2 separate regions of the Homo sapiens genome follow, and region 1 is linked to region 2. The links are chromatin loops, found by intact Hi-C in ENCODE. Cell type or tissue: mammary epithelial cell. All regions are shown on one strand. Each heading gives the region's core, and the rest is flanking DNA. Links, peaks and the distances in the headings are about the cores only. Region 1 holds the start of MTNR1A (melatonin receptor 1A). Region 2 overlaps F11-AS1 (F11 antisense RNA 1).

Region 1 (16,373 bases), core at 3,886-11,885, 260 kb before region 2:
ACATGGTGAAACCCACTCTCTACTAAAAATACAAAAATTAGCCAGGCGTGGTGGCAGGAGCTTGTAATCCCAGCTACTCAGAAGGCTGGGGCAGGAGAATCCTTGAACCCAAGAGGCGGAGGTTGCAGTGAGCTGAGATGGCGCCACTGTACTCCAGCTTGGGCAACAAGAGCAAAACTCTGTCTCAAAAAAAAAAAAAAAAAAAAAAAGAGGAAGACTGATGCAGCTACATTTATGCCTCTGACAAAATAGACTGTAAGACAAAAAGTCTTATTACAAATAAAGAGGGATGCTACAAAATGATATGTTTAAAATCACCGGAAGACATAATAATTCTAAATTTATTTTTACTCCATAACATTGTCTTATGTGAAACAAACACCAAAAGAATTACAAGAAAATTAAGAATCTACATTCAAAATTGACATTTTAACTCATTATTTTGAACATGTCAAATTAATTTATGTGTTATGCAATATCAATCAAAATTCCAAATGGGGGTTTTATGAAACTTGACAGGCTGAATTTAAAAAGAAGTTATTTGGAAGTGCAAAGAACCAAGGATAATAGGTATTACACATCAGGCCAAGGGGATAGGAAACCTGGGCTGAAGCATAAACAGGGTTGTTCCAGGTTAGCCAACCATTACCAACTCCCTGGGAAGCAGAACATTTTGGTGAAATAATTAACTCATGCTCTTATAGATTCCTTACAGTGACAAAATGATCTCTAATTAATTACAGATAATAATGTACTTCCTAGATCATGTTCCTCGGGGATGTTAAATATGATCTCTTGTCTTACAGTTTTGGCTGCAAATTTAAAAACCAAGAAAAATCCAACAGACTCTCCATTATTTTTACCCCCTAAAGCAAATTTTAAAGGCCACTTCTGTATGACCTCTTAACACTCGTTCTGCCAGCATCAGCCCCTCAGCCACACTGTGGGCACAAACATGGAGAGGGAGGGAGAGAGAGAGAGAGAGATTGCATCCTGCACAGTTGGACATGCGGCATTTTCATTATCGTTCCATGATTACTATCATTATCATTTCAATAACAGAATATTATCAAGATATTTTCTAATATCTGTTGCATTTATTCTCTGACACAACAATTATTTAGAAGTGTGTTGTTTAATTTCCAAATGGTTTGGATTTTTCTGGTTATCACATCTTTATTATTTCTAATTTAATTCCATGTAGTCAGAGACTATATTCTCTATTATAATTTCTTTCTTTTCTTTTCTTTTCTTTTCTTTTTTCTTCAGACAGGGTCTCACTCTGTCACCCAGGCTGGAGTGCAGTGGTGCAATCCTAGCTCACACAGCCTCAACCTCCTGGGCTCAAGCAATCCTCCCTCAACCTCCTGAGTACCCAGGACTACAGGTGCAAAACACACTGCCTGGCTAATTTTTAAATTTTTTTTGTAGAGACGGGGATGGGTCTCCCTATGTTGCCCAGGCTAATCTTGAACCCCTGGGCTCAAGCAATCCTCCCACCTTGGCCTCTCAAGGTGTTGGAATTACAGATATGATCCACCGTGTCTAGCCTGATTTCTATTGAAAATTTTTTATTTTTATTTTTTGTAGAGACAGGGTCTCACTATGTCATGTTGCCCAGGCTGCTCTTAAACTCCTAGCCTCAAGCAATCCTCTAACATTGGCCTCCCAAAGTACTGGGCTTATGGGCATGAACCAACATATCTGGCCCATTTAAAAATTTTTATTGAGGCATTTTTTTTTTATAGCCCGGCATATGTTTCTTCCTGGTAAATATTCCATGTACAATTGAAAAGTCACGCTTGTTGATAGCATTGCTCAGATCTTCTATGTCTACTGACTTTTTGTCTAGTTTTCTATCATTGCTAGGGCAGGGATGTTATAATTTCCATTTATGATTGTGAAATTGTCTATTTCTACCTTATATTCTGGCCATCTTTGCTTTATGTATTTGAAAGCTATGTTGTTGAGTACATACAATTTTTAAAATTATTGTTGTTTCCTGTTGAATTGACCCTTTCATCGTTATGATGTGTCTCTCTTTATCTCTGGTAATACATTTTGATTTAAAATCTATTTTACATCAAGATCCATTTTAAATCTGATACTGATATAGCCACTCTGGCCTTTTTGTGCTTACTGTTTGCTTTATGTGTCTTTCATATGGTTGGCTTTTGTGTCGCTGCCCAAATTTCATGTCGAATTGTAATCCCCAGTGTTGGAGGTGGTCTTGGAGGGAGGTCATTGGATCATGGAGGTGGATTTCTCCCTTTGGTTTTGTTATTGTGATAGAGTTGTCACAAGATCTGGTTGTTTATAAGTGTGTAGCACCTCCCTCCTCTCTCTCTTCCTCTTGCTCTGGCCATGTAAGATATTCCTGCTTCCTTTCGCTTTCCACCCTGATTGTAAGTCTCCCAAGACTTACCTAGAAGTCGAGCAGAAGCAGCCATGCCTCCTGTACAGCCTGTGAAACCGTGAGCCAATTCAACCTCTTTTCCTTATAAATTACTCGGTCTTGGGTATTTCATCCACCATGGGATTACACAACGAGAAGGCTTTCACAAGGTGCAGCCCCTTGATCTTGGATTGCCCAGCCTCCAGAGCTGTAAGAAATACATTCCTTTTCTTTGTAAATTACCCAGTCTGTGGTCTTCTGTTATAGCAACACAATGAGGGGTAAGACCAATGGCAAAAGGGACTTTCAGATATAATTAAGGCTATGGACTTTCAGATAGAAAAATTAGCCTGGGTTGTCTAGTTGGGCCCAGTCTAAATCCACATGCCCTTAAAATAGAGAACTTTCTCCAGCTAACAGCAGAGGAGATAAAGCAGAAGATAAAGTTAGAGAAATTTGAAGTGTGAGTGGGACTCTGCCCACCATTGTTGGCTTCAAAGATGAGAGAAGGGACCATGAGTCAAGGAATGCAGCCAACCTCTAGAAGCTGAGAATGACCTCAACCTTACAACCATATGAAACTGGATTCTGCCAGCAACTTGAATGAGCTCAGAAGTGGATTTACCCTGAGAACCTCCAGAAAGAAACAGCTCTACTTCTTTGTGGTTTTATCCTCATAAGACCCTAAGCAGAGGGCTCAGCTGAGCCACTTTGTACCTGGACTTCTGGTCTGTTTAACTGTGACATAATACATGGATGTTGTTTTAAGTCTCCAAATTAATTTAATTAAGGTAATTTGTTATGACAGTAATAGAAAATTAGCACAGTTTCTGATGAGAAATCAGCTGTTAGTTGGATTAATTGCTAACCAGTACGTAATATGTAACTTGACTTTAATTGCTTTTTATCTTTGGCTTTTAGCAGTTTGACTATGCTGTGCCTTAGTATGCTTGTTTTTGTTTATTCTGCTTAGTATTCATTTTGCATGTACAAATTTACGTCTTTCCTAAAATTCAGGAAAATTTCAATCATGATGTCTTCTAATATTTTTTCTGCACCATTTTATTTCTACAGCTAGTATTCTAATTAATATAATCTATAAGAATTGTAAGCTTTGTTCATTTTAAAATATATCTTTTCTCTGTGTTGGACAATTTCTGTTGGTTTATCTTTAAGTATACTTACTCTGTCATGTCCATTTGGCTAGTAAGTCCATTGAGTAAAGAATTAATTTCAGAAATTGTATTTTTCAGTTCTAGAATTTCCCCTTCGTTCTTTTTTACTGTTTTTATTTCTTTCATGGGAGTTCCTATTTCTTTGCTGAGATTGTTAGTTACAACATTTTGCTCATTTAGGGACTGGATTTGATTGATCTTATTGTATCTTAAAGAATGTGTTTAGATAGATGATAGATAGATAGGTAGATAGATAGATAGATAGATAGATAGATAGATAGATAGATAGATAGACAGACAATGTTTTCATACGTTAAATAATTTTGAATGTACCATGGACATACGAATCTTACACTGTGGGTATTCTAGATGCTATTATTTTTCTCTGTTGAGTTTTCTTTGTCTCAGTAGGCAGTGTTCTTGGCTAGGCTGGAACTGGAACTGTTTTCTTGTGTGGCAGCTCCAGCCTCAGTTCAGGCCTTTTGCTCCAGTTGCTTCCTTTGGGTCTATTCCTCACGTGCTGGGTTCAGGGATGCTGGCAGTCAGAGTCTGGGCATTCCCTCTCTGGGTCTTTGTTTTCCAGGATTTCACCATCATTTTCAGTGCTCGTGGTTTCCCAGCTTCACCTTTCTCATTCCCCAGGGAAGAAAGATCATGAATGTTGTTATGTGCACCCCAGCATTATGTATGCCACCCCTTTTGGGGGAGAGTTAGCCATCTATGCCTTTGTATTTCATCTGTTGATTTCACAAATTTGTGTATCAAAACCCCAAGTATAGGAGTTTTACCTGTGACAAACAATGCAGGGAGAAATAACGGTGTGTCCTGACACATGTGGACACTGTTCAATTGTTTTCTATTAGTAAAACGACTAGCACCATGTATGCAGTTTGAAGACGTCCATATCTGGTGCACAGGAATGCTTTTTCTCCACGTGTTTCAAACCACACTTGGCACTACCAATATAATGTTTTCTAAAGTGATCGCTGGAATGGAAGCTTTCTCTTTTTTTTAACTTTTTTGCTAAAAGAGGTTACACATACATTTTTAGTTTTTGTCTAATTATGACCTTTAAATATATTTCTATTTTTTTTCCTTAGCTCTTTATATAATTGTCTTAGTCTGTTTTCCATCACTATTACAGAATACAGCAATACCTGGGACTGGATAATTTTTTTTTTTTTTTTCTGAAGCAGAGTCTCTCTCTGTCTCCCAGGCTGGAGTGGTAATTTTTTAAAACCCACTCTCACTGTAACTAATCCAGTCCCAGGAGAGCAAGAACTGACTCATGCCTGCAGAATTAACCCAGTCAGACAGAGTGGTATAACCCTCTTGACCTGATCGCCTCTTGAAGGCCCCGCCTTCCCCTGGGGACCAAATTTTCCACACACAAATTCTGGGGACATGCTGAAACCATAACAATAATGAAGACCATTAATGCTTCGTCTCTTAGCTATGTCACAAATCATTTCCCCAGTTTCTCTAGCTTTCACTTGTGTGTGGTATTTTTTGAATATAGGACTTTTAACTTTTCCGTAGTCAAATCTATCACGACCGAGAAACACTATCACTTAGTAATGAGGCTCCTTGCTTGGCAGTCAGAGAGACCTGAGTTCCAATCCTGCCTCTACTTGTTACCAGCTGTGTGACTTTGGTACATTGCTTAACCTCTCAGCACCAGAGGTTTCTCGTCCATAAAATGGTCGCAGCAGTGCCAGACCTTCTGGAATTGTTAACACATTGTGCAAACAATGGTTGTAAGATACCGATGCCAGAGATGGGAAGTGACACACGCTGTCCATGGCAGCTGCTACCTTTTCTATGGTTAGGATTATTTCCTGTCTGTCTTTTTTCCAGGCTTACAGAGTGCTTCTCTACCTCAAGTGATATGTATATTTACCTACATTTTCTTTAAATGCATTTTTGTTTTCGTGATCTATCCCAGCCCTACTGATTTGAACTGTTCACTTTATAAAATCTTTATTTTATATGCTTTTTCAAATTGTTTATGAGCTCAATACTGTTTTAGTTTTTTTTTTTTTTTTGAAACGGAGTCTCATTCTTTTTGGCCCAGGCTGGAGCGCAGTGGCGTGATCTCAGCTCACTACAATCTCTGCCTCCCGGGTTCAAGCGATTCTCCTGCCTCAGGCTCCTGAGATTACAGGCGCCCACCACAATACTTGGCTAATTTTTGTGTTTTTAGTAGAGACGAGGTTTCACCATGTTGGCCAGGCCAGCCTCAAACTCCTGACCTCAGGTGATCCACCTGCCTCAGCCTTCCAAAGTGCTGGGGTTACAGGTGTGAGCAGCCGTGCCTGGCATACTTATTGTAATTTTTTTTTTTTTTTTTTTGAGACAGAGTCTTGCTCTGTCTGCCAGACTGGAGTGCAGTGGCACGATCTCGGCTCACTGCAATCTCCGCCTCCCGGGCTCAAGCAATTCTCCTGCCTCAGCCTCCCGAATAGCTGGGATTATAGGCCTGTGCCACCACGCCCGGCTAATTTTTGTATTTTTAGTAGAGACGGGGTTTCACCATGTTGGCTAGGCTGGTCTTGAACTCCTGACCTCAGGTAATCCGCCCACCTCGGCCTCCCAAAGTGCTGGGATTGCAGGCGTGAGCCACCGTGCCTGTAATCCCAGGCGCCACTTAATTGTAATTTTTAATGAACATTTTGATACTGGTAGGTCATACTTCTCTCCTATTCATCTTATTCAAATCCTTTTCCTACACTTTCTTTTTACTCTTTCAAAGAAACTTTAGGTTATTTGATATTTTTCTTGGTCTGGCATAAAGTATATGAGGAAAATGAAAATTTCAGGCTTCGAAGCTAGGAACACTGTTTGTCTCTCCGTTTATTTAAATTTCCTTTCATGGTTTTCATAAAGTTTTTTCCTCACTGCACACAACTGGTTAGGCCATTTCCTAGCACTTTTACATTGCTGCCATGTATCCGATCCACCTAAGTGTGCTTTCTTTCTCATTTTTACTGGTACTTACAGAAGTACATACATTTTTATCATCTGCAAATATTGAGTTTTACTTTTTTCTTTGAAAATGTCATTTCATTATCGGAAACATCTAGCACCATCTTAAGCGGTGCAATACACAACGGAAGACAGTCCTTGGTTTTTTCACATTTTACTAATTATGAGGCTAACAGGTGAGATAGTATCTTATTCCCATTTTGCAGATAAGGAAGATAAGGGCGGTGGGGCACACAGCTGGTGAACTCGCCCCAATCCCATTTCGCATTTGATCCCAGGCAGCCTGGCCCTGCTGGGTGAAAAGTCCCATCCCAGAGAGGAAACACAATGAACGGCCTCGCCGTGCGCCCACGAGGAGAGGCCTCTGGGACACCGTCCCCAGGGCGCGGCGGCTGGGCCCGGCTTCCCGCACCGGGGCGCTGTCGGCCCGTGGTGCGGGGTTCGAGCTGCGGGCGGGGAATCCAAGCGGGCTCGCGGCGGACACCAGGTGTCACCTGGCCGTGGCGTCCGGCGCGGCGTGGGCGTCCGGGGGCGCGGCGTGGAGGAGCGCGCGGGATGGGGCGTGGGCGCGGGGAGCGCCGGGCGGAGCCTTAACAAGTGGTCGGGCGGGCGGACGAGGCGGGCGATGGCCCCGCGGCCGGGACGCGCACAGGGACCATGCAGGGCAACGGCAGCGCGCTGCCCAACGCCTCCCAGCCCGTGCTCCGCGGGGACGGCGCGCGGCCCTCGTGGCTGGCGTCCGCCCTGGCCTGCGTCCTCATCTTCACCATCGTGGTGGACATCCTGGGCAACCTCCTGGTCATCCTGTCGGTGTATCGGAACAAGAAGCTCAGGAACGCAGGTAGGGCCCGCGCCGCCTCCCCTGGGCCAGCGCTCCGGACGCAGCGCCTCTCCGCGGGCAGCCAGCCTTCCCCAAGCACTTGGTTCTTTTTCCTAAACACTGCGGACTTGGAGTTATTTTTCCTGTTAGAGAGGACTCTTCTCCAGCCTGCCCGTTGAAAGTGCCTTTTCATAAGGCGCGGAGTCACAGCCCCTAAGAGGTGGGACACTCCACCAGAGTCGGGTTCTCTTTCCTATGGGGACACCCCCGTCTGGTTGTCCTGTCTGAGGTTTATTAGATTGAGAAGCCTCAGGTCCAGGCTGCAGAAAGTTCCTCAAGCAGCCTCTGCAACGAACTGATCAATTGCTTGGTCTTAACATGTGATTTAGTTTTCCCAACATTGTTAAAATATGGAAACATAGAAGCTGGCAAAATGATGGAGCAGCCGCCGTGGTCTTGTTGTTCGGGAGTAGTCTGCAGTTACGAGCCTACAGTGGAAAGAGAGGCTCCCAAACGTGCTGTGTCCGGCAGGCGGCGGCTCCTCCAAGTAAACAAGTTGACACTTTAAAAACGGAAGTTGTTGTGTTAGAGTAGGCAGGTAGCCAGGCGTGAGCAGGAAAGAGTACACTTACGTATAATATGCAACTACAGGTAATTGTGTGCTTGAGTTAACTTGCTTTTTCCTCCGAGCAATGCATTGAACTGGTTTGTTCTGGTGGGAACCTGTGGACACTTTGTTCTTAGGATGCTGGATGTTCAGACCTCTGAGTGATGATTAGATGCTTGGTTCTCTGAAGAAACTAGTTTTTTATTTGGAGGCACTTTTGGGAGAAGGGGCGGGGAACGAAACGTGCACTTAACATGTCTGCCAAGATCAATATTTTCGTTTTAACCAGGTGGTTAAGAAAAGCTCTAATTTTGCTTAGCTCCTTTTGGGGAGGCTCACCCCTGCCCTGCCTCCCCCACCCGCCCCCAGTAGTGCTTTTACGGTTTGTAGTTTGAGAATTAGTTAGTTAAGCACTTAGTAATATGAATTGAGTTTGAGTCAGTAAATTGAATAAGCTCACTTCGTAGGTGATTGATATAAACTGGAGGAATTCTGCCTTCGAGAAGAGGCTCTTTCCTTCCTAGCAATAAAAACGACTTTCTCTGGACCAAACAGGTTGTGAGCACTGGGTTAATTGAATCCTAGTGCAGCCTTGTGCTGTGGCGCCGTGGTCAACTCGCCTTACAGAGGAGAAACTGGGGCTGCAGATTGTTCCCAGGGACTGTAGGTGTGAGCCCGGTTGAATTCCCAGAGCTGGCCTCCAGAGCTCGCCCTGCTTCCTTGCTGTCAACACCTGCAGCATTTGGGAAGTTTGAATCCTGCAGAACCTTTAAAAAGTGTTCACGGCTGGGCGCGATGGCTCAAGCCTGTAATCCCAGCACTTTGGGAGGCCGAGGTGGGTGGATCGCCTGAGGTCAGGAGTTCGAGACCAGCTGGCCAACATGGTGAAACCCCGTCTCTACTAAAAATACAAAAAATTAGCTGGATGTGGTGGCCCACAGCTGTAATCCCAACTACTTGGAAGCCTGAGGCAGGAGAATCGCTTGAACCCGGGAGGCGGAAGTTGCAGTGAACAGAGATTGTGCCATTGCACTCTAGCCTGGGCAACAAGAGTGAAACTCCATCTCAAAAAAATAAAATAAAATAAAAAGTAAAAAATGATCACGCCTGAACAATTTTACTTCTTGTGTTTTCTGAAGAAGAACTTAAGAACTCCTTACACTCACTTTGTATTTTATTTGCTAAGACGTGCTCTTAAGAGGATATTCCTGTAGCTGCATGGGAGACCCTTAGTGACCTTTAATCCGCACAGCTTTAGAAGTTCCATATTTTTCTAATAGGGATTTTTTGTTTATATGTGCGGTTCAAGCCATTTGAGGATTTCTGGAATGGATGGTAATTTGAAACAGTGATAAGGATAGCTGATTCAAATATAAGTTTTGGTATGCTTATTAAAAGTTTTGATGATCTTCAGACCTCTCATTTCAGCTAAATTAATTTTGTTGGCTTTAAGGATGAAATGTTGGGAAGAAGAGAATGGAAGAAATGACAATGTGAAGGCATCTAGGCTTTGAACCATCACTTTCCTTTGGAAAGCTTGGTATAATTGTGGTGATTTATGCCACCTTCCTCTCCTCAAGGGACTGTGTTGACATTTGACTTCCCAGGGAATAAATTAAAAATGGCTAACAATCTGCATGGCGGGGACAGTGGACAGCCACAGCCGACGCAGGCTGCAGACAACCACTGGTATCTGTGGTGCCAACAGAATATTCGCTCTACTCTTGTCCACAATTTGATAATAGAAGTGAAGCTACCATATCATATCTTCTGAGTAAATTTGATAGCATAAGGGACGATTCCCGCAATGGAACGCTAGGATTAGATCCTTGCTGTGCTCCTTCTGATTTCAGAAATCAGTGAAGCTAAATACCAAACTTCATTTTCCACATTTGTTGAATTGCAGGTAATACCCAACCGCTTAGCCTCATAAGAGTGTTGCAATGACTGTAGTGAAGTGGCGCATATGAGAATACTTTGAAAAGGATAAAACACGTAATACTGTGTTGGCTTGTTTGTTTTCTGGGTACACCTAACAAGGGCGTGCTCTGTTTGCTGGAAATCATTGCACTATAGACCTATGATTCGTGCATTTTTCTATATGTACATTATACTTAAATAAAACTTATTTTACAAAATATCAGGCAAGAATACAATACTATCTTGCCTATTCAAAATTCAATTATCTGGCAATCTAACTGAGGTAGAGTACAGCCAATAAATGGAAATTAGCAAAAATGACAGGCTCTCACCTACAGCGGATTTGTTCTAACTTAGAGTGCCACAAAACTGTGATACTGGTGTCTAGGTCCCTGTAGATTATGAGCAGGAAATTAGGAGGAAGATTGACACATTTAAAGAAATAGCACATAATAGCAAGCAGTATGGGTTGAAATAGACTCATTAAATGCAGATCTGAGAAACAGAACAAGCACAACCTTTTGTGCTTACATTGTGAAGATGTGAACAGCCCTGCTCACCATTCACGGCTCCTGAAAGCAGCACAGTGCAGCAACATATGTATTATCATCACCTGATTCATCAGCGAGAGATGTCATCATGAGTGGTGTGTTCTACTTAAGAAGACAGGGATATGATACATTTTAGAAAGATACCTGTCAAAAGCAGTTTATTATTATTATTATTTAATCTGTGTGCACAGTAGGGTAAACTTGTCAGTATATGTTTTTAAAAATGGTTTCCCAGAATGGCTCTATGGCTGGATGGCTGACTCTGTGTGAAGCCTCTCTTGCACTTGTTGCTTTCAGGTCTCTATAGAATGTTATATTTATTCATTCTGCATTACCACTCAGAGAGGATGCATAGAGTACGGAGTGAATGTGGACTTTGGGCCTCAGAGATCTGGTTCAAGTCTCGGATGTACCACGGCTGTTTAAGATGCCACTTTTCTTACAGGGATACTAGAAGGATAAACTTAGATTCTGCCTATCAGTCCACTTACCTACCCATCCACCCACCTATACGTCCAACCACCCATTCATCCATCCAGCCACCCATCGTCCGTCCATCCATCCATCTATCCATCCATCCACCTACCTACCCACCTATCTATCATTATGAGGTACAAATAATAGTATTATGATGTTAATGCTAGTACGCATCTGGTGATTAGTTCTTTTTAGATTGTTTTTATTTTTTAAGTGTATGTTTAAAAAAAAAAACAAGTAGACAATATGAACTGGAAAACAGTGAAATCAACCAGAAATGGAAGGTTTAGAATCTAATTCCCATTTGTGACATTATGCAAAATACACAAAATCTCCATTGTCTGAGTTTTCCCTTTTGTAACAACCATTATCTCTCTGCAGCAAGAAGGCCTGAGATTTAAAGACTGATTATTTCGATATTCAGCTGTTCTCTAATTTTAAGTGAATCAGCTCTAGAAGCTACAGTAGCTTCCTTGGGCAAGCAGGCTACCATTCAAAAACCTACGACGTAACTTGTACTGTACAGACTTGGAAAATGATTTCAAGCTAACCCCACTTCATGCGATCTCCAAGCCGAGAGGTTTCTTGTTGGCGCTGCTGTAGTTTCCCTCCTGTTGCTTTCCACAATATTTGAAATTACTGATTCAAGGCAATTTTTTACTTTAGAGACATTTTATTGATTTTTCCCCCTTGTATTCTTAGCTGTTGTTCAGTTTTCTATGACTTTCTATCTTGGTTTGTATAGTACATTGTTATGAACCCTAAGTTTTTACAAATATGTCAAAGTAATTCCCAGAATCCCCTGTAAATCTTATGACAGTAGTTTCAGACTCTCAAATACATGATTGAATTTGTCTGATCTTTCGTTCCTCCAGCTATTCATTTCGTAAGAAAGTATTTCTGGCAGGAATTTTCAGTGTTAAATTAATCACAGATAAGATAGAGCTTACTTTTGCTTGCCTTCAGCATCATTTTTCTCTTGGCAATTTTGGGAGTTAACCTAGGATAAAATAGTCCTAGATTAGACCTCCTTCTATTAATATTTACTGCCATTTGATGGTTCTGTTTTAAAAAGCATCTACACTGAAAACTATCATGCCTTGGAAGTCACTTTAAATCTCCACAGAGTCTTTGGAGCTCATTCTGCCCATTCTTCCTTAGCACCTTTTAAAAATAATCAACAGAATAACTGAAATGAATGGTAAGATCTTTACAAGGTGCCTTAAGCTTTCCCTTTTTTCTACATATTTGTAAGTTGCCTCGCTGACAGAAATACCCTTTCTTCTAAAAAGGAAACTCACATACTCCTTTAGAGTTTTCTAGTACCAAAAAGGCAATTAGTGGATTGTTGTTAAAGAAGCGTTTTTATGAATGCACAGAACTCTGCACGGTATCATTGGTGCCATCTCTGCCTCTTCATGAAGATGATCAGCAGCCTCACTTCTGCCCCTCTCAAATAATCAAGGTGACCAGGAACCTGAGCGCTGTATGTGATATCTCTGTGATTTTTAGTGCAGTTAAATAATGCTGCAGATAAGAAATAAACTGCTGGATTCTCTGGATGAAGTACTCAAACACTTGTCTTTCTACAGAGCTGTATACACTTTCGGCAATGCCATTGAAGGAATCAGTCTCAGAAGAAGAGACGGGAGAGAAAATGCATTTGCACGGTGCTGAATATTATTTAAGTTAATGGAGGTGAATTTGAGTTGTTAGGGTGCACGGTTTAAAAGCGTGCTCACTTGCTTTGATACTGAGTAGTTTTGGTGCTTATTGAGCTGAACATTTACCTGGATAAATACTTACTGCATTCCTAGAGTATAAGGCAGAATGTAAATGGTTGGTAAATTTTTGCAGGTTTGTCAAAATTCAAGGTCCTGTTCTAAGCGTGGGTCAAACGCGGCTCCGACTTTCAAAGAGATTACTTTCTATCGAGGCACTTTAGAAATGTGTGTTCTTCTTATTTTCAAACAAAGAGAAGACTTGGGGTACAAAAGTATGAAAATAGGAGCATATTTATACAGCAGAAAACTTTTTCAAGAGAAATGCGAAAGTTGGCTGGTAGATGGTAGCTGGAGCTTAAAGCAATCATGAGAATTTTTTAAAGTTGTTATCTTACGAGGAGAGAACAATGTAATAACTGGGAGATGTGAAAACTAGTTCACATGTGAAATAGCAGCAGATTGAGACGGAATTAGTGAGAGAATTTCAAAGAAACTGATCAGTGGTAGAGACACGGCATAACTATTAGTGAAGAACACACTGGCTTCAGGTCTTTCGAAGAAACGCCTGCTGGAGAACTAGCCTGCTAACTTACATTTATACTTGTTTTCTCAAATAGTTATTAAGTGGTGGATTATAAAAATGTGTAATCAGTAATTAGTATTTCCTCTTTGATGATTTTCTGAACATATTTAGGAATATGTTCTTGGAAGGGATATTGTGCTTTCATCCTTCCTGCATTCATTCCCTCCTCCTTTATTTAAATGCTTGCTGGATGCCTCCTATATCCATCTATAGGAGCTTAGGACACGATTTTGTTTCAAGAGAAAATTCTGGTTCACTCATTTTTATTTTAAGATGTGGTTTAAATTGCAATTTTTACTTTTAAGATTTTTTGCCAGTTAGTTTTCATTCCATTTTTTCCTTTTATTATTTACTTATCTTTTTTAGCTCCTTTCGTTGTTCCCTCTGAATTTGGAATACTTCCAACTGTTCTCATTTGTGTATATGTCTGTGTAGGTATCATATAGTCTTTTACCATGTACTTTTTTTAAAAGATTGTTTTACATATATAGTGTATATATATATATATATATATATATATATATATATATCTTTATAGATTAAGCATTCCTTATCTATGGAAGATTAGTGCTATTATAGGTCATTTTTTTTGGGATGTGTCCCTCTGAAACACATGGCCTCTGGAACCAGATGCCTGGAGTAAAACCCGGGCTTTGCCATCTCATGCGTGTGACATAGGGCAAGTGACCTAATTTGCTCAGTTTCCTCACTTGTTAATTTGGGACAATACTAATATTGTAAGGACTAAATGGCTTGCTGTATACTTAAAGTGCATTATGAATTAAATATAACATTCCCAGCAGCAGAATAAATTCCTTTTGTTAGTTAGTATTCTTGGTGTAGAGTTCTGATGTGTAAACATATTTTTATTTTTAAGGCAGAATGCAATATTTCACACTTACAGGTCTTTAAATACTCTGTAAGTACATAAAAATAGAGTCAAAGTTTTAACTTTTAAAAAGTTACTTTTATGAGAATATTATTTTATACTTTTGTAGTGTTAACATATTTTCCTGTCATTGATTTAACTTTCATATATAAATAGGGTTCTATTATGATTATACCATTTTTAATAAAACTCTCTTTTGGATTTAGCAATTTAGAGTTATTATTTAGTGCAGTTAATCTGTTTATTTAAGATGGGGTTTTCACTGAGTCCTTCAAGGTTCGGAAAAGTGCCTAAGGGAAAAAAGACTCCTACCCTAAAGAGAGTTCATATAGTTTTTTTTTGATTGCCTGTTAATGTCGCTGAAGGATTATGATTTTGTTTTTGTTAAAGTTTCATCCTAAATTCTCTAAGACGAATAAAGGTACAGTATCAGTAATTCGTCTTCCATTTAAGGGTGAAAGGCTGAACCAGTCAGGCTGTACTGTGGATGTTTTACAAGTTACAAATGCCTCACTAAACCACCCTTCTCAGAAGACAGTCACTGGGCATAGAAAATGAGCAGGATTATTTGCAGGATGTTACACCTTTAACACTGACTGAAATCCAGATGGGAACAAGCAGGAATGTGTATGATTTCTTAAAGACACCTCAGGTGCCTTTGGTCTCTCGTATTGTATATACAGTGTATATGCAATACAGTGTACAATGTAAAGTGTACAGTGTACAATACCGTGTATAATAGAAAGCAGTGCCAAGGTCTACTAGTTTTCTCTACAGCAGCAGTCAACAGTCAAGTTAGAGAACAGGTGGGGAACTAGAGACAGAGTGGGATAGAGAGAGAGAGGAATGAGCCAGGAGGACACGTGGAATCCAGGAGGCAACGGAGCCCTGAGGTGCTCAGATGGAACAGGGTGTTCAGACAACCGCGAGTACCATGAACCAGGTGTGGGACGACGGTGTGTCCCAGGAACAGGGTGTGATGGGTACAGCATGTCCCAGGAACAGGGTGTGAGGAGGACAGTGTGTCCCATGAACAGGGTGTGAGGACAGTGTGTCCCACGAACAGGGTGTGGTGTGGACAGTGTGTCCCACGAACAGGGTGTGAGGAGGACGGTGTGTCCCACGAACAGGGTGTGGTGTGGACGGTGTGTCCCATGAACAGGGTGTGGCGTGGACGGTGTGTCCCATGAACAGGGTGTGGTGTGGACGGTGTGTCCCATGAACAGGGTGTGGTGTGGACGGTGTGTCCCATGAACAGGGTGTGGTGTGGATGGTGTGTCCCAGGAACAGGGTGTGAGGAGGACGGTGTGTCCCAGGAACAGGGTGTGAGGACGGTGTGTCCCAGGAACAGGGTGTGAGGACGGTGTGTCCCACGAACAGGGTGTGGTGTGGACGGTGTGTCCCACGAACAGGGTGTGGTGTGGACGGTGTGTCCCAGGAACAGGGTGTGGTGTGGACGGTGTGTCCCAGGAACAGGGTGTGGTGTGGACGGTGTGTCCCAGGAACAGGGTGTGGTGTGGACGGTGTGTCCCAGGAACAGGGTGTGGTGTGGACGGTGTGTCCCACGAACAGGGTGTGGTGTGGACGGTGTGTCCCACGAACAGGGTGTGGTGTGGACGGTGTGTCCCACGAACAGGGTGTGGTGTGGACGGTGTGTCCCATGAACAGGGTGTGGTGTGGATGGCATGAACAGGGAGCGAGGCGGATGGTGTGTTGTATGAACAGGGTGTGGTGTGGATGGTGTGTTGTATGAACAGGTGTGGTGTGGGTGGCATGAACAGGGTGTGATGTGGGTGGCATGAACAGGGAGCGAGGCGGATGGTGTGTTGTTGTATGAACAGGGTGCAAGGTGAGCAGCGTGTCTCATGAACAGGGTGTGGTGTGGACAGCATATCCCGTTAATGGGGTGTGATGTGGATGGCGTGTCACATGAAGAGGGTATTATAGTTTGGGGAGTTTAAGGAGTTAAAGGCTGGGAGAAGGAGTCACCAAGTATGTCACTGAATACTGCAGGGCTATTGAAGCCTGGGCATTGCGGGGTGATGCACTGTCATGTGTGCTGTGGAGAGCCGTGTGTGGAAGGGGGAGGGGAGCAGTGAGGCCGACGGCAGGAGGGGTGGGGGATGAGAGGAGGCTCATCGGCTATGGAGAGACCCCTGTTCCATTGCAGGGATCAGGGAGGATCCTCCCTAGCCAGGACTGTGTGCCAGGGAGGAACCTTCCGTGAAGCAAGACGTGTGGTTTCCA
Region 2 (16,373 bases), core at 5,874-13,873:
GGGGGGGTGTGTGTGTATGTGTGTAAAATTTAAAAAATCTATTTAATTCCATACAGCATAGAGGCAGGGAGTGGCCAAAGGAGCACCATGAGGGTTTCAGTGCCTCTACAAGTTTGAATGCAGCCCTAGCTACCATCAATGCACTTCATCACACGCTACCTCCATGTCAAAAATAATTTTAACTTGCAGGGCCCAGCTTATTACATCACAAGCATCCACAGTCACGAAGTTTAGTGTACATAGATAGGATGGTATAATATGCCCAAGCCTCTAGAGCTGTGCCGTGCAACACGATAGCCGCTAGACACGGGAGGCCATTCATTCGATAGCCGCTAGACACGGGAGGCCATTTAAATTTAAATTTCATTAAAGCAAATTCAGTTCCTTGGTTGCAGTAGTCGCTTTACAAGTGTTCAACTGCCACATGAGGCTAGTGACGCTGGACAGCACAATTAAATAATATTTCCATAACTGCAGAAAGTTCTACTGGACAATGCCGCTCTAGCAGTAATTAAAGCAATATTGTCTGAGATAAGATAAAATGTTGAGAGTTGGTGCTAATGTCTAGTCTATGGAGTGCCAAATGAATTTCTAGAAGCCTCTAAATCAAAGGCCATATACATTTGCCCAAGAGGTGGTTTCATCTTACGGAATCGCCTAGCTGATAGTTAGCTTCCTACAGGCTGGCTGAGGGTATGTCTAATTTTATACCCCCACTATTCTCTGGAACATGTAAACACCTGCCTCAATACATAAAACAAATAGAATACACAGGAATTCAATGTATGTTGTTTTCCCCCTGGCTCTCAGAGCTATGGACTCTGCAAAATAGCCAAGATCTTATTGTTTTGGTTGCATTAATATCTGATGCTGCAGATTTTTGAATACATTCTTGTATGCAATAATCAGCAACCTTTATTCAGCATTTATAGGGAGCCAAACACTGTGTTAAGTGCAGGGAGTAGGTAGAACAATGAGCTCAGGGTTAGTGGGGACACACACAAGCCTCTGGCCATAATGCAATGTGGCAAGTTCTACACAGAGGCACAGACCAGGCAACAATGCAGCAAGAGGGGCGTCATCCTGAGAAAGCTTGCAACAGCTTCATGGAGGAGGTGACTGATAACTCAGTTAAAAGACACAAGCAGGTGGATATGGTTATTAAGGGGCAGGCAGAAGCAATGACAAATGCTGTGCCCCAGAGATTGAAGCAGTTTGACACTTTTGAGAGACAGAAGGAGATTTAACTTGGCTGGGCGGGGCATAAGAAGCAAGTGAAGTGGGGAGTGAGTGAATGAATGAATCAAAGAATGGTGCACGTCTATTCCAGTAACATCCCACATCCTGGCCAGAGGCCCTTGAGAAGCCCAGCGACCCTTCCGTGGGCAGAGTTGGGAACGACATGATTCTGCTTGCACTACAATTATTTGTGATATTTCTTTCTGTCCTCATTGAACTTTCTTAATAGAGATTACTACTTATCAGGAACAGGAATGCTTTTTCCTTACTGTTTTCCTCTTGGAACCTAGCTCTGTACCCAACCCATGATAGGTATCAAATATGTGTAAAAATAAATTGAAAATGAAAATGCAGGCTAGCAAATAGGGTAATTCAATAAATATTGAAATGCTTTGTTTTCACTTCTGCATTTGACCAAGAACATGGCTGAGACCCACAGGGACTCTGCCTCCAGGAGAGAGACCTGTGTGACTGCAGACCCTGCAGGACCACCGGCAACCCTGGAGCACCAAAGCATTGCATGGGGCCAGGCTGGGGCGGGGCACGCAGTGTTAAATGGGAGAGCTGGAGAAAATTCCACGAGGAAAAACAAATGGAAAAGTATGACCCCTGCAACAACAAAAGCCCCTCCTCTGCGTCGCTGACAAACCTCACGCGAGTTGGACAAGCATTTTTTTAATAGAAAAGAAGCTGGCTTTATTCTAACATGAGCAATATTGAGAGTCTTCTCTAATGTTCTGTTTCTGATGGACCAAAACTGATGTGCTGGGGAGCGGATCCCTGCCGCCCGTGCTCTAGCAGGTGAGATCTGGGTAGGATGTGGAGGTGGTGGCAGTTTTCCAGCCTGGCCACGTGGGAGGCTGGAAGCAAGGGGAGCGTGGAGCAGCTGAAATCGCCTTAGCAGGCTCTTGACGGTAGAGAGTGAATGCCCCCCCATTCTCTATGTTCTGAATAAGAATTTGAATTATTTAGCTCAATATCATCTTCTATTTTGCAGCAAAATCTAGTCAAAGCTAGTTTTCAATTGGATTTCTTTCTTCTTTGTTGGAATGAAAATTCACAGTGTCATTTCATTCTGCTCAGGTCACTGGCTCTGCCAAAAACCAGAGTCTCACTCCGGAAATCAGCCTTTCCTTTCTTCTCCTTCGAGTGTGAATCATGACCTCATCCTTCACAACCTCGGCAGACATTTCTTGTATGTTAGTGATGGAGAACAGCTGAATGGGGCTCAAATGAGACCCAAAATGAGAAAGGAAAGCAGACTAGCGGGTATGACCTAATCTCTAAAACCAAAATAGAGAAATAATTTAGGATACAATTAATTACTGATAGGCAGACTGTCAGAAAAAGGACCTTGATACACACACACCCACACACACATATATATATTATATATATAATATTAATATATATTATATATACACACAAGTGTGTGTATACATGTGTATGTGTCTATGTGTACATGTGTCTATGTGTGTGCTAGACACTCTTCTAGGCATAATCAGTTGCATTATTTGTTTTCAAAATGGCCTTGAGGCATGTATGATTATAATGGCAGTCAGTACAGCGCAGTGCTGGGATCAGCACACTTTTCTGGGAAAGCACCAGGTAGTAAATATTTTAGGCTTTGTGAACCACAGGATCGCCCCTTCGATTACTCAACTCTGTTGTTATAGAGCAAAAGCACCATATGTGATGTGTCAATGAATGGTTATGGCTGTGTTCCAATAAAACTTTATTTACAAAGACAGCAGGCCAGATTTAGTTCGGAAGCCATTATTAGCTGATTCCTCAGGTGGTGGGGAAAGGTGTAGATTCAGGAGCAGATGCTATGGATTTGATTTTCTAGCCTACTTCTTACTCGCTTCTCCTCTAATTTTTAACCTCTATGTGCCTCAGTCTTCTCCTCTGTAAAATAAGAATAAGAATAGCCAAAATTATATGGAAAAAGAGAATTAAGTTGGAGAACTCACATTGCCTAATTTCAAAAGTGTAAGTGCCTATACACTGTTAGTATCACAAAGGGACTTTGTAGTCTATTTCCAGCTAGAGATGGGTGGACTGAGATTCAGCAACGTGAATACAAATCTGGTGAAACCTCTTCTACTGTGGCTCTGGAATCTGAATTATGCCACAGGACAGACCTCCATAAAGGTGTTCAAGTGCACTGATAGGGAAATTCCAAACCATCTGCAAAGCCCTGGACAACACTGTGGCAGGCCTCCCCTGTCATACCCACCGGAACTGGGTCCTGGGTAGCGCTGTGACAGGGCTCCCCTGTCATATACCCACCGGAACTGGTCGTTGCATAGTCAAAAAAGTTCATTAAAAGGGAAACGAGATTACAGTAGCCATAAAGGAAAGAGTAAATAGAAAAATCAATAAAAACATGTGAATTCTTTGAAAAGATTAATAAAATCGACAAACCTTTAGTGACACTTACCAGGAAAAAGAGAGAGAGAACAATCAAATTAATAAAATCCAGAATGGAAGAGAGGACATCAGCATTGACCTTATGGAAATAAAAAAGATTATAATGGAATACTATGAACAATTATAAAACATTATAGTGGAATACTATGAATTGTGCATGCCACAAATTACTCAGATGAAATGGACACATTCCCAGAAAAACCCAAACTACTGACACTGACTGAAGAAGAAATGGATATGCTTGAATTGTGAATTTTAAGACTTCAACAGAGAAAATCCCAGGCCCAGAGGGGTTCACTGTGAATTCTACAAAACATTCAAAGAATGAATACTGATTCTTCAGAAACTCTTCCAAAACATACAACAGAAGAGCACACTTCCCCACTCATGCTGTAAAGCTAGTGTCACCCTAACACTAAAACCAAAGACATAGCAAGAAAAAAAATCACACAGTGATAACCCTTATAGCCTAAAAAAATCCTTGACAAATTATTAGCAACCTTAATTGCATCACATATTAAAAGATCAGACACTGTGACCAAGTGGAATGTATTACGGTGATGGAAGGTCGGTTTAACATCCAAGAGCTTATCAGTGTAATGCATCCTATTCACAGAATACAGCACAAATCATGGCCATCATCTCAATAGATGGAAGAAAGTAATCTACAAAATCTAAAACCTTTTCATGATAAAAATGCTTAACAAACTATACATACGAGGAAACTTCCTCAACTTGATTAAAATTTTAGCAAACTGGACATAGGAGGAAACTTTCACGTCTTGGTTAGAAGCATCTACGAAAAATCCACAACTAACATCATATTTACTGGAGTGAAACTAATGCTTTCTCCCTAATATCAAGAACGAGACAATAATGCCTACTCTAGCCACTTCTATTCAACATCACACTAGATGTTATAGCCAGGGCTATTATAAAAGAAAAAGAAAAAGGGAACAGTTAAAACGATCTCCATTTTCAGATGACATGATCATATATATAAACAAATCCTAAGGAATCCACAGAAAAACCACTACAGCTAACAAACCACTTCAGCATGAGGCAGCATACAAGGTCAATATACAAAAATAATTTTATTTATATACACTATCAATAAATAATACGAAAATGAAAGTTAAGGACAAAATGCATTTTAATAGCATAAAAATAAAATGTCTAGGCATGCATTTAACAAAAGAAGTACAAAATTTATATGCTAAAGATATGAAACAAATTAAAAATCTAAATAAATGGAAAGATATTCTACATTCATGGATCAGGAGACTTAATATTTTTAAGATGGCTACTCTCCACAAATGGATCTTTATCAAAATCTCAGCTGTCTTTTATTGCAGAAGTAGCCTAGCTGATCCAAAAATTCATGTAGAAATGCAAGGGACTCAAAATAGCCAAAATAATATTTAAAAAAAGAATAATTCATTTGGAGGACTCATGTTGCCCAGTTTCAAACTTTAGTGCAAATCTCCAGCAGTCAACATTGTGTGGAGCTGGCATGATGACAGGCATATAGAGCAATGAAATAACATTGACAGTCCAGATACAAACCCTCATATTTATGGTCAATTGAGTTTTGACAAGGGTTCCAGTGCTGGGACAACTGGAATTCACATGGAAAAGATGGATTTGGACTCCCATGTATCACATCACTCACAAAAATTAACTCAAAGTGGGTCATGCAGCTAGATGTAACTGCTAAATCTATAAAACTCCTAGATGAAATCACAGGACTAAATCTTTGTGCCCTTGGATTAGGCAGTGGTTCCTTAGACACAACTTCAAGATTATAATCAACAAAAGAAAAAATAAGATATACTGGACATCATCAAAAATAAATACTTCTGTATTTCACAAAATACCATCAAGAAAGTGAAAAGATAACCCATAGTATGGCATAAAATATTTGCAAATCATGTATCTAACAAGGACTAGTATCCAGAATATGTAAAGAACTCACAACTTTGTAATAAAAAGAAAATACCCCAATTAAAAATGGAGAAAATAAGTAAATAAATATTTCTCCAAAGAAGATGTACTAATGGCTGATAAACACATAAAGATGTTCTCAACATCATTAATCCTTGGGGAAATGCAAATCAAAACCACAATAAGATACCACTTCACACCCACTAAGGTGGGCTTAGAATCAAAAAGACGGAATCATCGATGTTAGCCAGGATGTGGTGACATTGGAGGCTTCAGACATTGCTGGTGGGAATGTAAAATGGTGTAGCTGCTTTCAAAAACATCATTCTTCAAAATATGAAACATAGTGTTCCCATATGACCCAGAAATTCTGCTCCTGGGTACTACACACTCAACAGAAAGATAAACGTGTCTACACAAAAACTCATACATGAATATTTATAGCAGCATTATTCATGATGGCCAAAAAGTGAGAAAACCCACATTTCCATCGATGAATGGGTAAATAAAATGTGTATAATTATACAAGGGCAATTCCTTTTTATTATATGGCAATAAAAAGGAATGAAGTACAGGCTTTAGAACATGGTTCCTCCTTGAAAACAAGGTGAAAGTGAAAGAAACAGGTCACAAAACACCCCATGTTGTATGATTGCATTTATGTAAAATGTTCAGAAGAGGCAAATCTACACATAGGTATGAGGTTTCTTTGGGGGAGTGATGAAGATGATAGAAAATTAGATTAATGATCACACTACTCTGAGAATATACTAAAAATCACCGAATCGTCATTTTAAATGGAAGTTTGGGTATATATGAATTATGTATCAATAAATCTGCTTGTTAAACAGTGCACACTATCAAGATGACTTACCACTGATGATGTTACCTCATCAACTAGCCTGTTTCTCCTCTGTAAATTACCTTTTCACTCCTATCCATGCTCTACTCCCTAAGCAAGGGATAGAGGGTTAAGCTCCACATCCTTGAGAGAGGAGAAATGGTGTAACTTACCCGGAATCCTGTACAGCGGATTTCTCTCTTCTCTCTCATTATTTTGTTCATTCAATCATTTTGTATCAGTATGAACTCATGGATATTTATTTTTTACTTTAAGATGTAATCCAATGCTAGATTATTCATTCTGTCACTCAAGTTATTCCAGTTTTGGTTATTGGGAATTCTTTCAGGTTGGGGCTTATGTAATTATAAGTAAGTTACTTCTTTACAATAATTGTTAAATTGACCTGAACAGATCTGAAAACAAACACAGCCAATTTCAAATGTTTTGATTCAGCTGAATAGAAGAGACCTTTCCTGTGTGCACCAAAAAGTGGCCTTTGAGCATTTTCTGAGTGGCGAGATCAGTGCACGGCAAGAGTAAGGCCATCTTGAAGTGACTGTCGGACCCCTGCTCACCAATTAGTTCCTCAGAAACAATGCCTGTGACATAGACAACCCCTTCAAACAAACAATGCCTGGGGCATAGACGACCCCTATAAACAAACAGTGCCTGGGGCATAGATGACCCCTATAAAGATGCTTATTCAACCTCCCCACTGGTCAGCAGTTTTGCAAGAGGGTCTGGTGCATCAGTCTTATAAAAGCTTGCTATAGAAAGAACGTTTTCTGGGCCAGGTGCGGTGGCTCATGCCTGTAGTCCTAGCACTTTGGGAGGCCGAGGTAGGTGGATCACGAGGTCAAAAGATTGAGACCATCCTGGTCAACATGGTGAAACCCCGTCTCTACTAAAAATACAAGAATTACCTGGGTGTGGTGGTGGGCGCCTATAGCCTCAGCTACTCGGGAGGCTGGTGCAAATCACTTGAACCCGGGAGGCGGAGGTTGCAGTGAGCTGAGATCGCGTCACTGCAGTCTAGCCTGGTGACAGAGCGAGACTCCATATCAAAAAAGAAAGAAAAGAAAGATAGGAAGAAAGAAAGAAAGAAAGATGAAAGAAAGAAAGAAAGAAAGAAAGAAAGAAAGAAAGAAAGAAAGAAAGAAAGAAAGAAAGAAAGAAAGAAAGAAAGAAAGAAAGAAAAGAAAGAAAGAAAAAGCAAGCAAGCTTTCTGGAGGGCAGCTGTGGGATAAGTCCCTATTCAACGCTCCTTTCTGAGAGTCTGGATTTGTCAGCCTCTTTCCTCGGCCTCTCTGCACCCCCAGGCTTTGGGGGTGGGCTTGCATGGGTCTGCCCACTGGAACACAGGGTGTTTCCTGGTATGTGTGGGGAGTGCTGGCAGTGAATCTGAACATCAGTTAAGAGTCTCAACTCAATTTAGTTACTCATAAAACTAAGTCTAACGTGCAGATAAGAGATATCAATGCCCGCAGATGCAATTGTCTGCTTTTTCCACTCATTTTGTTAATGCCCAGGCAGAGACTTCCATGCCTTCAGACACTCCTGCCTGCACCCTATACTCCCCTCTCTACAGGCCATGAAAATAGGCAGTTACAGGCCTGGAAATCAATCGTAATGATTACTGTTGGATAAATTGGATAATGAGTAGGACAATGAATTTCACTGGTTTGTTTCTGAGAGTTTTGAGTATTTTTGATATTTGCATTTTTGAATCCTGCCTGTGTAGCAACCGGTATGCTTAGGGTGACTTTAAAAGGGAGCTCTTGAACTGAAATTCATTCCAAAATAATACTTTTTTGTAAATGTTTGTTCTGTATTTTCTAATAGAGACCATACCCTCTTCCTTCAATAAACAGTTTAATGGCTTATTTGTGAATAAAAATATGAGTTGCTAAGGGCTCATTTTCCCCAAAAGTATGTGGCACCCACAGAAATACCTGCCCAGGAGGCACCTCTTAGCAGAGGGGAGTCATCTGAGCTCACTTTCTGAAGGGGTCTGTTTTGTTGTTTTTTATATAGATATGTTCCATGGGAGGTGGTTTTCGTTTGATGGTGTAATGGCCACACTGAGGAGCCACTGGAAGCCCATTCCTGCGATGCCCAGCGGGGCTGGGGTGGCCCAGATCTCCACGCCCAGGTGGAGACGCTGTAACTTTTCAGGGGCTCTGCACACCTGGGCCTCCCACATGATCCACTTACCTCCAGTTAGTGGGGCTGACTCCTAACTTTGCTATAGGGTGCTCAGGCTGAGACTGGATTCCAGTATCTTTTGGAAACTCGGGGGCTCCAAGGTGAAGACAGGGCAAAAGTGGGACTGAGAAGGGAGTGCGTGTAAGCTTCAGGCCGGGCCCAGCCCTCCGGAGGCTGCGGTTCGAGGTTCCGCTCGCGGGGGCCCGGCGCTCTCTGGTGGGCGCAGGTGGACGCCGGGGCGACTTGGCGCCGCTGGGCTCCGTTCCCCAGGCTTTCTGCTCACCCGTTTCCCCGCTCTCTTTCCAAGTCCCTAACCAGCTGACCCGTTTATGAGACACTGTCACCGAGTCAGGGCTGATTCAAATGCTGACCGAAGTTTGTCCCTAGGAGGCTTCCTGTGTCACAGTCACAAAATGGTACAAGCTTCAGCTGCACAGAACCTGGGGGTGCCCCGCGGGCCCCGCGAGGAGCGGGCTTAGGTTTGGCTGGCAGCGAACACCGGCCCGGGAGGCCTCCGCGGGGAGCTGGGGTCTTGGAGTGAGCGTGACCATCGCCGCTTCCCGATGTGTGTGTGCCTTCCGTGTGTGTGTGTGTGTTTCCTGTGTCTTTCATGTGTGTGTTCTGTGTGTATTTCATGTGTGTGTTTTGTGTGCGTGTTCCATGTGTATGTGTGTGTGCATCTGTGTTTTATGTATTTTGTGCGTTGCGTGCGTGTTTCATGTATCTCTGTGTGTTTTATGTGTGTAGTTCATGTGTGTGTTTGCGTGTTTCATATGTATGTGCGTTTCATGTGTGTATTTTGTGTGCTGTGTGCTTGTTTCATGTGTGTTTTGTGTGTATTTTATGTGTTGTGTGCATGTTTTTTGTGTGTGTTTTGTGTGTTTCATGTGTGTGAATGTGTTTTATGTGTGTTTCGTGTGTGAATGTGTGTTTTATATGTGCATGTGTCGTGTGTGTGTTGTGATGTGATGTGGGGGGGTGGGTAGACTATTTTTATTATCACTAAGCCTTCAGCATTCAAATGTTTATGTTTGTTTGTTTTAAAAATACAACACAGCCTTAACAATACATTGCGGGATCAAGGTTGGGGATACTGTTCCCCAGTTCATCAGGGAAGAGGTGAAGGAGCTGAGTGAGCAGGGGTAGGGGTGTGGGGAGGGCAGCAACAGCGCAGAGGAAGCCGCCGAGGGCCGAAGCAGCCCTAAGCCGGACCCCAGCAGAACACAGCGCGCGTGGGCACCGTGGACCTGGCCCCGGGGCTCGGGCTGGGCGGTCAGCGCAGGAGCAAGGGCCCAGCGCCGTCCTGGAGCATCTGGTGGACAGGCGAACCTGCTGTCCGGGGACCAGATATTTACAAGTGTTATATTTGAAAAGGAAAGCATATTTGAATGGAAGCCGTTTATTTGATTTAAAGTTCCCAGATATTATATATACATAGGATTTGTTTAAACTTACCATAAATTAAGTGCGCTCTGCCCATCTGCTGTGAGTTTAAAATGGAACAAAGAGAGGTATAAAAGTGCCATCTAGTGGGGAAATGGAGAATTGGGTTCAAAATATTTACCAGCAGGTTTGTCTTGTCTTTCTTTTCCACTTGTAAAACACGTGGATTATGTTATAAAGGGAATAATAATAATATCCTACTTGCACAGTGCTGGTGAGAAGGAAAGCCCACTGCATGATGCAGAGCACATAGCAAGATCCCAAAAGACGTGAATATGGCGATAGTCTTATCTGTATTCTCTTTCCTGTTCTTGTTCATCAAGATGATATTATTATTATTAACTATAGTAATCACTGCTTGTTGGACCCACTGGATTTTATGTCTATGTTATTCATTTAACAAGCTGTTCACTTAACTCCAGAATGTTGATTTTAACTCTTTTCGGATAGAATTAAATGATAATGACATGAGTGACGTTCTTATATGATCATGCCCTCTGTGGGGCTGTTAACTAGGCTGCTCAAGAAACTCCTAATTATGTCCACAGCCACTACTCCTAGACGCTGTGCTGGCAGCTGCTGGGGTTCAGAGGAAGCAGGAAGTAGAAGCACAGGTCCTCACTCCAAGGATGGCAGCCTGCCATTGCTGTCAGCAGTGAGCACAGACCGACAGCAATACAATGAAAAGTGCCTTTAAGTGATAACTGTGGCATCTCAGAAACATGTTTCTTTCTTATATGTTAGTGGCAGCAAAGAGAAACACAGGCCTGACAGAGGAACTGCTATTCCATGAACTCTACCATCCAACTTCCCTTCTCATTTAAATTGGCCCCTGAAGGACTGAGGCACAGGAGACCTACATTTCCTGGGCTCAGCGTCCACCCTCACAGGCCGTGTGAGCGGGGAGAGGTCACAGCCCCGCCTGGAGCTTCATTTCTATGGAATGATTGCTGAAGTCTCTTTCACCTCTAACAGCTTATGGGTCCCCAATAATTAATGTGCCAAATAACATCTTCCATTGGTCTCGTTACTTCCTCACCATTAGCAATTTGGTCAATGCAAAAAAACCGAAGGAGCAGATTTCACTGGATACCAGAGAAACTTTGAACTTATGTTATTCTGATCTTCAAGGGTAGCAGAGAGATCTCTCTTCACATGAGGTGTTTTTTTAATTTTTATTTTGTTGGTTGTTGTTGTTTTGAGATGGGGTCTCAATATGTTGCCTAGGCTGGTCTCAAACTCCTGGCCCCAGCCATCCTCCTGCTTCAGCCTGTTGAGTAGCTGGGACTACAGTCATGCACCTGGCAACATGAGTTTTAATACCCCGAGAAGGAGGAGGGAGAGGCCTGGAACCTCAGATACAAATGCATAATACTCAGAATTCAGCTAAATTAGAATGAGCAAACTGAGAATCTAAGCCTTTAATTTAGCCATATGCTGAAACAACACCGGAAGCCGACCATCCTGGCTAACACGGTGAAACCCCGTTTCTACTAAAAATACAAAAAAATAATTAGCTGGGCATGGTGGAGTGCACCTGTAATCCTAGCTACCTGAGAAGCTGAGGCAGGAGAATCGCTTGAACCCGGGAGGTGGAAGTTGCAGTGAGCCTAGATTGTGCCACCGCACTCCAGCCTGGGTGACAGAGTGAGACTCTGTCTCAAAAAAAAAATTATCTGTATACTATTTTTACAGACACCAGCACAGCCATAAACATGATGATAAATCCATCTACTGATTGTCAGTTAAAATGTTAAAGGCTGCCCATCACATCACAAATTACTCATTTATAAAACGGAATCTGAATAAAGAAAAACTAACTTTCAAATCTGAAAAATAGACCTCTCTTGATTTTTCTTGCCAAATCACAAACACGATGAAATATATATATATATATATAGCTGAAAAATTATTTTTAATGCCTTTATTTTTTCTATTTATTTATTTTATTTTTATTTTAGATTCTGGGCGTGCGCATGCAGGTTCATTGCATTGTGTAACACTGAGGTTTGACCTTCTGCTGATCCCACTGCCCAGGCAGAGAACATAACACGCAATAGGTAGCTTTTCAGCCTTTGGCCCCTCCCTTCCTCTTCCCTTTTAGAATCCCCAGTGCTGGGCTGGAAGCTGCTGGAGATGAGACGACGTTCCCGTCTTGATGTCCATGAGTACCCAACGTTCAGCTCCCACTTAGAAGTGAGAACATGCGGCATTTCGTTTTCTGTTTCTGCGAAACAGCTTATTTATTTATTTATTTATTTATTTATTTATTTATTTATTTTTGAGACAGAATCTCACTCTGTTGCCAGGCTGGAGTGCAGTGGTGCGATCTCGGCTCACTGCTACCTCTGCCTCCTGGGTTCAAGCGATTCTCCTGTCTCAGCCTCCCAAGTAGCTGCGACTACAGGCACACACCACCACGCCCCGCTAATTTTTTGTATTTTAGTAGAGACGGGGTTTCACCATATTGGCCAGGATGGTCTTGATCTCTTGACCTCATGATCCACCCGTCTCGGCCTCCCAAAGTGCTGAGATTACAGGCGTGAGCCACCATGCCCAGCCCACAGTTTTATTTTTAATGAAGCGATTACCGGAGAAATACATTCAGATTCACCCAAATCAAATATTAATTTGCTCAAGTATATAAATATTTCTGAGAAAGTCACTTTTTGTCTTGATTCTTTCTTTACTGCTTTCTCGTTCTAATAGTGAAGATAATTATTTCCGTTGGTGGCAGCAGAAACTTATCGAAAAACCCTCTAAACCGCAAAACCCATACTTCTGTGTTGTGTTTGATAGTGTTTTCCGTGGGATGACAAAGGTTTTCTAGTCTGTATTGTTTGTAAAGGTGCCTTCCCAACCAAGCTCATGGGAGTCATTCTGACTGCCGTTTTGACAGTGTCTGAGCATGGAAGGAACCCACGCAGTCACCACAGCCTGTGAAAATCTCTACCTGTGCACAGCATTTGAAAGTTACCGGTGGTTACAAAGCGTGCTCATGTTTCCTGGGGAGTGCTGGGTGCAGCAGAAAAGCTGCATCCGTACATATAAGATACATTTTGACACCTCTCTGGGTAGATGAGGTAAGACAAACACATACACGAACAAGTCTCTCCATCAGTAGGTCCACCATACACTGTTACATTTGTAAGACAGTTGCCGGATACCCCAAGGCAAAAGAGAGGGAACTAGTTTGTTGAGCACTATGTGTGCCCGTTACTGTGGGAGGCATTTTGAATATAGTCTTTTCTCTGAAAGTTAGAATTAAATGGAAAATGACAGTAAGCTATGTACTGTGTGCCGCATATAGTACATACCGTATACAGCAGTTTGGGTTCTTAACCAATATTACTAGTTTACTTACAAGAAAGGGATAAGAAATGTGGGAGAGGCCCACGTGGAGAAGGAGGCAGCCGAGGAACGAGGAAGAGGCAAGGCAGGGTCCTTCCTAAGGCCTCGAAGGGAGCCGAGTTCTGCCAACACCGAGATTCCAGCATTACAGCCTCCAGAGCCACGGGGAGAAATCTGGGCTATTCAGCCACCCTGGTGGGTTGTGGTAATTTGTTACAGAATCCAGAGGAAAGTAACACAGCATCTGAAGATGAGGAAACCCAGGGACCAGACAGGCAGTGAAGCTGGAGTGCGTAAGCATTACAGGTATCAGAAATGGTCGTTTTCATTTTCTTTCTTTTTTTTTTTTTTTTTGAGACGGAGTCTTGCTCTGTCGCCCAGGCTCTGACTCCCGGGTTCACACCATTCTCCTGCCTCAGCCTCCCGAGTAGCTGGGACTACAGGCACCCGCCACCACGCCTGGCTAATTTTTTGTATTTTTAGTAGAGATGGGGTTTCACCATGTTAGCCAGGGTGGTCTCGATCTCCTGACCTTGTGATCCGCCCGCCTCAGCCTCCCAAAGTGCTGGGATTACAGGCGTGAGCCACCGTGCCCGGCCTGTTTTCATTTTCATTCTCTCTCTCTCTTTCTCTCAAACACACACACACACACACACACACGGACACACACAGACACACACACACACACGGACATTCCTCATTGAAGAATTGCTCTAAACAGTTATTTTTAGTTTGTGGGATTGCCTTGGAAAAGGAAGAAATGTTCTCCTGAAAGAAGCTTGGCCTGCTGTGGTTAATGAACACGCGTGCATACAACAGGCGGGAAGCAGGCGGGAGAGTTGGGGTGGGGCTCACAGGGCGCACTGGGAAGCCGTGATGCTGTGGCCACCACCTCTGCCTGGACAAAGGGAAGCCCTCCCAGGTGACAGGTGGCCTCACAGACATCTTGTGGAAAGGACATTCAAAGAGAGGATTGCCCTGACCACATGGGGCCGGCAGAGCGTCCGTGCAGTCGGGAAATTCCCTACACCTGAGCTCTGGGATGCTGCGGGCTGGGATGTTGAAAATCCTCTCACACGAGCAAAGGGAAAGATGCATTCTATTTTTTCCTTTTTTTTTTTTTTTTTTTTTTTTTGAGATGGAGTCTCACTCTGTTGCCCAGGCTGGAGTGCAGTGGCCCAGGCTGGAGTGCAGTGGCACGATCTCGGCTCACTGCAACCTCGGCCTCCCGGGTTCAAGCGATTCCCGTGCTCAGCCTCTTGAGCAGCTGGGACTACAGGTGCCACCACCACGCCTGGTTAATTTTGTGTGTTTTAGTAGAGACGGCGTTTCACTATGTTGGCCAGGATGGTCTCGATCTCCTGACCTCGTGATCCGCCCGCCTCGGCTTCCCAAAGTGCTGGGATTACAGGCGTGAACCACCGCACCCGGCCTGGGAAAGACCCATTCTGAGTGAGACCTGTGAAGGGAGCGGAAAATCACAGAACAAAGCGAGGATGAAGGGAGAAGTGGACCCGAACAGGCGAGATGGAGACATGCCCCTTAGCAAATGGGGAACGTTTCCTCTGATGCTTTCATGAGGCAGGACCACAGGTAAGGCCATAAATGAGTCATGTATAATGTAAATGTATTATTTCTGAAGGCTTTCTTAAATATATAATTCTCAGTCCAAAGTTTAGTTTCCCTCTTTAGAGTGTAGGGCAGTGGCCAGCCACTGGTGCCCCGGGTGCCACAGGTGAGAACCGCTGCGTCCTTCACAAGCGTGGCTTCGTTGCCGGCTGTCCAAGAGCACCGCTCATGTCAGAAAGTGAGGCAGCTCTGGAGCGGGTCACAGACAGACTTTCTCTGAGGCTTTAGGATCAAAACTATTCAAGAACATTTCCAACTTTTAAAATTGGAAAACACAAAACTGTGTCCCATAGAACACTATGGTAAAATGCATGCCTAATAAAAGTCAATTACATTTCATTGACTCAGGGTTGTGATCAATAACCCGAGTCCTGGCACACAGGACGTTCCACTGCAGGTGGTAGGAAATGCATGGCTTAAAATGAAAGGGGCCATTGCTGTGGAAGAGGGAAGCCCAGAGTTGGTGCAGACCTCAGCCCCTCTACCTGGGCATCAGTGACCTCCGGCAGCTTCTCATGATAAGTGCCACCACTTCCAGGGCCAACACTTCCTCATTCACATGGAAGGGAAAGAGAAAGCATTTATTCCGACACAACATCCAAATTCTCAACCTTTGCTCAGGTTGCTGACTCTGAGCCAGTCACTCTGGTGGGGTGAAGGCGTGTGCCCACTGCCTTGGCCTGCACTGCCAGGAACTGATTCCCAGGGCAACGAGGATGCGATTCCATCAGGGAATGTGTAGGAATCAGGATCCACCCCTGGAACTGGAGATGAGGCCACTTGTACCCCAAATTTATGTCCATAACACACAGGGAGAAGGCTGGACAGCCAGTATGTCTGCCACACTGAGCCACTACCAAGCTTGAACAACATAAGCTCTGGAACGTTTGCTTCGTCCTTTGGCAAGAACTCTTACCATGTTTACATGACTGCAAGGAGCATACTCTATGTTTGTCTACGTCATAACCACCAAATTAGCATTTAAGTAAACAATGAAGCGGTGAACAATTTGGTGATCTTATACACCACATTAACATCACGTCATTTATATTAATTTGTCATAGTAAGAGAACTGCAAAATAATCTACAGTGAGCTACCTTTTTCCACCTGTCAGATTGTCAAAAATTCCTAATTGTGGTGTTATGGTAGCTGGAACGTGGCCCTCTCTTACATTGCTGGTGGGAGAAAAAATGGCTACAGATTTTTGAAGAGAAATTTGGCAATATTCAAAATTACAAATGCATCTGCTGTTTTCGTTTTGTTTTGTCTTCAGCAATTCTACAT

Evidence for each region. A loop is a pair of places that touch in the nucleus more often than their neighbours do. Peaks named below come from ENCODE experiments on the same cell type or tissue, not always from the same donor. Only the 100,000 strongest peaks of a DNase experiment are listed, where the experiment ranks them.
Region 1: it touches region 2 in a loop (9-fold over the local background); 9 of 110 quality-filtered maps call a loop at or near these places.

The regions. Positions count from the first base shown.
Region 1 is chr4:186,546,205-186,562,577 of GRCh38, reverse strand. It overlaps MTNR1A (melatonin receptor 1A), which reads left to right and starts at 7,011. Exons shown (of 2, transcript NM_005958.4): 1 at 7,011-7,396. The coding sequence starts at 7,213. In mammary epithelial cell, for the core only: CTCF peaks have their summits at 6,949 and 7,901 (motif pointing right); no DNase peak of the experiment used is centred there; H3K4me3 peaks cover 841 bases.
Region 2 is chr4:186,291,022-186,307,394 of GRCh38, reverse strand. It overlaps F11-AS1 (F11 antisense RNA 1), which reads left to right. Exons shown (of 4, transcript NR_033900.1): 2 at 16,363-16,373. Among named protein-coding and RNA genes, the nearest start is that of F11, 33 kb to the right of the region's middle. In mammary epithelial cell, for the core only: a CTCF peak has its summit at 10,189 (motif pointing left); no DNase peak of the experiment used is centred there.